2 separate regions of the Mus musculus genome follow, and region 2 is linked to region 1. A link is a loop called in an ENCODE intact Hi-C map of the cell type or tissue named here. Cell type or tissue: left cerebral cortex. All regions are shown on one strand. Links, peaks and the distances in the headings refer to the core of each region. The heading gives the core; the rest is flanking DNA. Region 1 has its middle 2.2 kb from the start of Pnma3. Region 2 holds the start of F8a (factor 8-associated gene A).

Region 1 (2,912 bases), core at 195-2,694:
GAAAGGCAATTGGGAAGGGAATCTGCCTGACATTGTCTTAGGTCACTTCTTTTTTACTTTTTAAACATGTCAAATACAATGGGCTACACTTTAGTGATTAGAATTTCTTGTAAAAGAAAAAAATCTTATCTGTCTTAAACTCAGAATATTAGACGTTTAAATTTGGAGGTCTATGAATTTGGCCTAACTAACTCCGAGTGGCCCTGTTCCTCACTGATGTTCTATCTAGGCCAGGGCAAGGTCAAATGATTTGCAGTTACCCCCTCCACAGTCTTATACTTCTACAATGTAAGTGATATCTAACCACAATTTTCCCATATGTAGTACCTTATTGCTAGTTTTGTTGGAGATGAGAAGATGTTGGACACACAACATCAGAAAAGAAATTTCCACTGGCTTCAAGGACAATGATTAACTTTATAAATGTGTAAAAAAAAGCCTTTTCAATTTGAATAAATTCAAGCCTATTGCTTCAATTTTGCTGCTACCCAGTCCTCTTATGTCTGCTATTCAGAATATCCAGATAAGTGATTCCTTTCAAGAGAAATCTCTGCTTTCACAAGACTTTTTTATGGGTGTGACTGCATATCTCACACTGACATCCATGCAGGCCAGAAAAGGACATTATATCCCCTGAAATTGGAGTTACAAATGACGGTAAGCCAGCATGTGGGTGCTGGGAATGGAACCTGGGTCCTATGCTAGAATAACCAGTGTTCTCAACTGCTGGGACATCCCTTTAACCCCTAAGCTAGCATTTATGCCACTGTATGTTAAGCAGATAAAGATGCAGTTTGAAGCAAGTTGAACCTTCAGAGCAGCTGAGATGAGATCAGTATGTAGCCTGAAGGCATCCTTTCTAACTTCAATTTGGAACTCTGCAATGGTTTTATGGGATTGATTATGAACAACCTGCTACACGATATTTAAGGAACAATACATACATGCTTGACTTCTAAAGAATCCATGGCAAGGATCCATTCCAAATGTCATGGTAAAAAGTTCGTCACTATTTCTAGAACAGTGGTTCTCAACCTGTGTGTCTCGACCCCCTTGGAGGAGTTTTGAAAGACCTTTTCACAGGGGTCACATATCAGATGTTTATATCACAATTCATAATAGTAGCAAAATGTCTGTGTCACTTTGGTGATGTTCACATTTTTAAGGCAAAATGACCAGGGCTGACTTCTGCATGTCTTTTGACTTCAGAAACTCGAAGTACCGAGAAATTCTTGGGGAAATTCTGTGGCTGAAGAGCTGGCATGTCTCATACCCACTTTAGAAATAAAACTTGTGACAGTGTGTATAAATACTGAGTCTTTCACTGCTCTGGAGGAAGACAAGCTTGCCAAGTTCTTGCATGTTTCTAAAGATAAGAAATAGTGCCAGGAGCACTATTTACCCGGGTCGTTTTTTTCTGGTTCTCTCTTGAAGGTAGTTGGTGGTGGGGGAGTGGGGGTAGGGTATGGGAAGCATTGTCTGGGGCGAGATATTTAGGGTTGTTTAATAATAAAACATTTACCTTTCTTAAGCCTAAAAGTTACTTTGCTGTGGTAGCTGACCTGCTTGTCTGAGTTCCTCTGAGGCCAGAAACTGCAAGTCTTTGGCTTTTAGCCCCTCATAGTAAACCAGCAGGGGGTTAAGTAAAGCAGCCTTTGTTCTCACTTCAGGGCTCTAACTCCCAGCCTGCTAGGTGAAGTCACAGGAAAAAAAAAAAAAAAAAAAAAAAAAAAAAAAAAAAAAAAAAAGGACACTTTGAAAAGTGATTTAGCTTTTATTTCTAAGTTCTCTCTAAAAAGGTTCCTATGAAAATTGTCTAAGAAAATGGGATTGGGGCTTGTTCTCTCTTTGTCCTCAGCACTTATACATCTTTCAGAATACATTATCACGTGGTAAAAAGTTCACCGCAAGTTTACACATAAAGTCAAATCATAAATTGAATAAGAAGTTTACAACAAAATAGTAAGAATCCAGTCAGAACAAAGACAAATCCATAGGGATCTTTGCTGTTTGGTCCCTGACAACAGGCAGATTAACAAGCAGAAGACCGCCAATGAGTTCTGTGCCATACCTCTATACATTCTAAGACCAGGGTGGATGAGTAAACAACTAAACTCCAACTAAACATCACAGGCCCATTTTCGCGTGACTAGAAAGAAGTACAAGTTTAGAATAGAACTTATAGAACACACAGACAATATGGTATTCTGCCTGAAGATTAGTCAAACATCCCCCATTCAACTGCCTCCCTGGGAGCACCCCTGCCCCCACAAATACAAAAAGTTAGACTATCAGAAGCCAGAGGAAAAAAACAGACCCAAGGGTTTGGGTTTCAAATCTCAAAAGCAGCTTTTCAAGACCCTGGATGTACAGCAGGCAGAGTAGGAAAGGCCTGTCAGATGCTGGACCATGCTTCTATGAGCTAGCCAGTGGCCCCAAGGATAGCAAAGCATGCAGGTCCCATGGTGGTGAATATGCCTGAAGCCCCTTCCCATGGAGACTGGCATCACCCAGATGGTGCGTGCTACGTGGGGAGTGGTGGTGGGTGTGTTTGAGCTCATATGAGCTCATGTGGTATCTATCTACCAGGTGTTGCTTGCCCAGCTCTGTTACTGGACTAGATCTAGAAGGGGACTCACCAGGGGGAAGAAACCTCGGAGCCCCTGCTTCCTGGCCTTGATCAGGAGACAGAGCTGGAGGGGCCACCACAGCTTTCTGGTGCCCTTCTGTGGAGACCCCTGAGCACTCTGCGGTCCTGAAGTCTATTCTCGAGAGAGAGAGAGGGACTGGCCTGCATTCAGGATGTCACCTGGGGACAGCCAAAGGCAGGAGGAAACTGAACACTAACTCACAAACCCCAGATTCAGAGGATTGAGGTGGGGTCTCCTGTGCTGGGGGAGCAGGGGTGTATT
Region 2 (2,912 bases), core at 88-2,587, 170 kb after region 1:
GTTTGATAATACTTTGCTGCCTGCCTCTTCTATTTATGTGCTGTATTATGTTGTTTATTGTTTTACATTTGCTTGCAATATACATAAATGCACTCATTTGAAACCTAAAGTACATATGTGATATATCACTGTTCTATGGGATAGGTTGTCATTTAAGAGAGAAATTGGTATACTGGCTTTTTTCAGAGGGAGGGAGGGCAGGAGGGCAGGAGGGATGGAGGGAGAGAGAGACAGAGAGAGATTGATCAAGACATTGATGGTTTTTAAAAATTATTTCTTTATGTGTCTGTGTGTTTTACTGGGAAATGAACTCAGGTCCTCTGCAAGAGCAACAAATGCTCTTAAGCAGTAAGCTTTCTCTCAGGCCTCCATTGATGCTTTTAAATGATAGGTCTGCTATGCACAATTCTATTTTTTGGTTCACGATAAGAGTAGAAAATTAACACATCCTTTATTTGCTGAGTTCATTTGACTTTTGGATCAATGGATTGCTTTTTTAGAATTTGGAGGATAGGATCCAAGTGTATCACACCATGAAAAACTAAGGAGAAGACAAGAGAATTTGCGAAATGAAAATTAGCTTCTGTTGTACATCTTGACAAATTATTTTCAGGCACGTAATTCTCTACTAGGTGCAAGTATATAATCCTTTATATATAAATTTAATAATGTACACTCCCCCCTTTTGTTCAAGTTCTGGTAGGTAATCATTTGGACTAATTGAGATAGTTCAAAATAAAGTAAAAGGAATCCCTTCTTTGTTTTTAAATACTTGGTATAAATTGAAACACATGCATGTACAATAGCTAATTTAAAGTGCCTTTGGTAGTGCATGTCCTGCTAAAAATCCTTCATGAAAACTCTTTCAAAATCAATGTGTATATGATTGCAGGTGATATGTATATCAATGTGTATATGATTGTAAATAAGCTGTAAACTAGCAAAGGCTCCCACCATGGCAGGACCTGTACTAGCTTGCTCAGTCAGGTCTCATGTTTGTTGAGGAAGTGAGGGGTACGATGCTAATCCTGGCAGCAGAGAAATCCTTTGCATATTTGACTGGCACTGGACCCGCCCCCTCCATTTGCGTCACTCAAGCCCCACCCCCGCAGAATTTAATTCCATACGGGGACTGTTTGGGTAGGCACCCAGCCCTTCTTCCTTGATTGGCTTTTATAGTCCTCCATATCCCTCCTTCAACAGCACTTTGCACATCACTGTGGCTACAGCAGAGCGCTGGGGCGCCTGAGGCGGAAGCGGAGGTGATGAATTGTGATCCCATTGTGGGCTAGGCGCAGCGTAGCGTTAGTCATAGCTGTTCCCCCTCAGCCCTCCCTCAACCGGAAGTAAGGCGGCGCGGCTAGCCGGTCAACATGGCTGCGGGCTCTGCGTCCTCCTTGGGCGGCGGTGCCTGGCCAGGCTCAGAGGCTGGGGACTTCTTGGCACGCTATCGGCAGGTGTCCAACAAGCTCAAGAAGCGCTTCTTGAGGAAGCCGAACGTGGCCGAGGCCGGGGAGCAGTTCGCCCAGCTAGCCCGGGAGCTGCGCGCCCAGGAGTGCCTGCCTTATGCTGCCTGGTGCCAGCTGGCTGTGGCGCGCTGCCAGCAGGCGCTCTTCCATGGGCCCGGGGAAGCGCTGGCCCTCACAGAGGCGGCCCGACTTTTCCTGCGGCAGGAGTGCGACGCGCGCCAACGCTTGGGCTGTCCCGCCGCCTACGGGGAGCCTCTGCAGGCGGCCGCCAGCGCCCTCGGCGCCGCTGTGCGCTTGCACCTCGAGCTCGGCCAGCCTGCCGCCGCTGCTGCACTGTGCCTGGAACTAGCTGCTGCCCTTCGCGCAGTGGGCCAGCCGGCCGCTGCTGCCGGTCACTTTCAGCGGGCTGCCCAGCTGCACCTGCCCCTGATGCCACTGGCCGCACTGCAAGCGCTTGGTGATGCTGCCTCCTGCCAGCTGTTGGCGCGCGACTACACAGGCGCCCTGGCGCTATTTACACGCATGCAACGCCTGGCACGGGAGCATGGGGGCCACCCGGTACAGCAACTCGAGCTGCTGCCGCAGCCGCCTTCTGGGCCCCAGCCACCCCTGTCGGGACCCCAGCCGAGACCTGTCTTGGGCTCGACCTTGCCCCTCCCGCAGCCCCCGGACCACGCCCCAGGCTCTGTTGCGCCTTCACCTGGCACACTCGGTGCCTTTGCTGACGTCCTAGTCAGGTGTGAGGTGTCCCGTGTACTGCTGCTGCTGCTCCTGCAACCACCACCTGCCAAGCTGCTGCCCGAGCATGCCCAGACCCTGGAGAAGTACTCCTGGGAGGCTTTCGATGGCCATGGCCAGGATACCAGCGGCCAGCTTCCTGAGGAGCTGTTTCTGTTATTGCAGTCTCTGGTCATGGCTGCCCAAGAAAAGGACACTGAAGGCATCAAGAAGCTGCAGGTGGAGATGTGGCCACTGCTAACCGCTGAGCAGAACCACCTCCTCCACCTCGTTCTGCAGGAAACCATCTCTCCCTCTGGACAGGGTGTCTGATAAGTCACCTTCTTACCAACTTGTTTTATCTTTGGGGACAGGTGATGAAACATGTGATCTAGCTTCTGTTTTTTTTGTCTGTTTTTGTCTTGTTTTTCTTTTCATTTCTATTGCTGCCATGTTAATTTGGCTTTGTGTGCCTAGCAAGTTACTTAAATTAGTGCCCTCCAATTCCATCCATTATTGCCTCGAATGAGAAAACTTCATCCTTAAGGCTGGAGGAGATTCTACGGAGTAATCTTTCTTTATGCATCTGTCAGTTGCTAGATAATGTTGATTCATTTTCCTGGCTGTTCTAGGTATAGTGCCAATAAACTCAGGAGGACAGATGTTCCTTTGGCGTATTGATTTCCTTTTCTTTTGTTCCTGGTGGGGTGTGGCATCACCAAGAAG

What was found. Hi-C counts contacts between places; a loop is a spot of excess contacts. Peaks named below come from ENCODE experiments on the same cell type or tissue, not always from the same donor. Only the 100,000 strongest peaks of a DNase experiment are listed, where the experiment ranks them.
Region 2: it touches region 1 in a loop (4-fold over the local background); 8 of 42 quality-filtered maps call a loop at or near these places.

Annotation. Positions count from the first base shown.
Region 1 is chrX:73,061,172-73,064,083 of GRCm38, forward strand. No RefSeq gene overlaps it. Among named protein-coding and RNA genes, the nearest start is that of Pnma3, 2.2 kb to the right of the region's middle. In left cerebral cortex, for the core only: no CTCF peak of the experiment used is centred there; DNase peaks (open chromatin) are centred at 1,303 and 2,604.
Region 2 is chrX:73,226,943-73,229,854 of GRCm38, forward strand. F8a (factor 8-associated gene A) reads left to right here and starts at 1,364. Exons shown (of 1, transcript NM_007978.3): 1 at 1,364-2,912. The coding sequence starts at 1,374. The coding sequence ends at 2,519. In left cerebral cortex, for the core only: no CTCF peak of the experiment used is centred there; DNase peaks (open chromatin) are centred at 1,233, 1,620, 1,928 and 2,300; H3K4me3 peaks cover 1,911 bases; H3K27ac peaks cover 1,830 bases.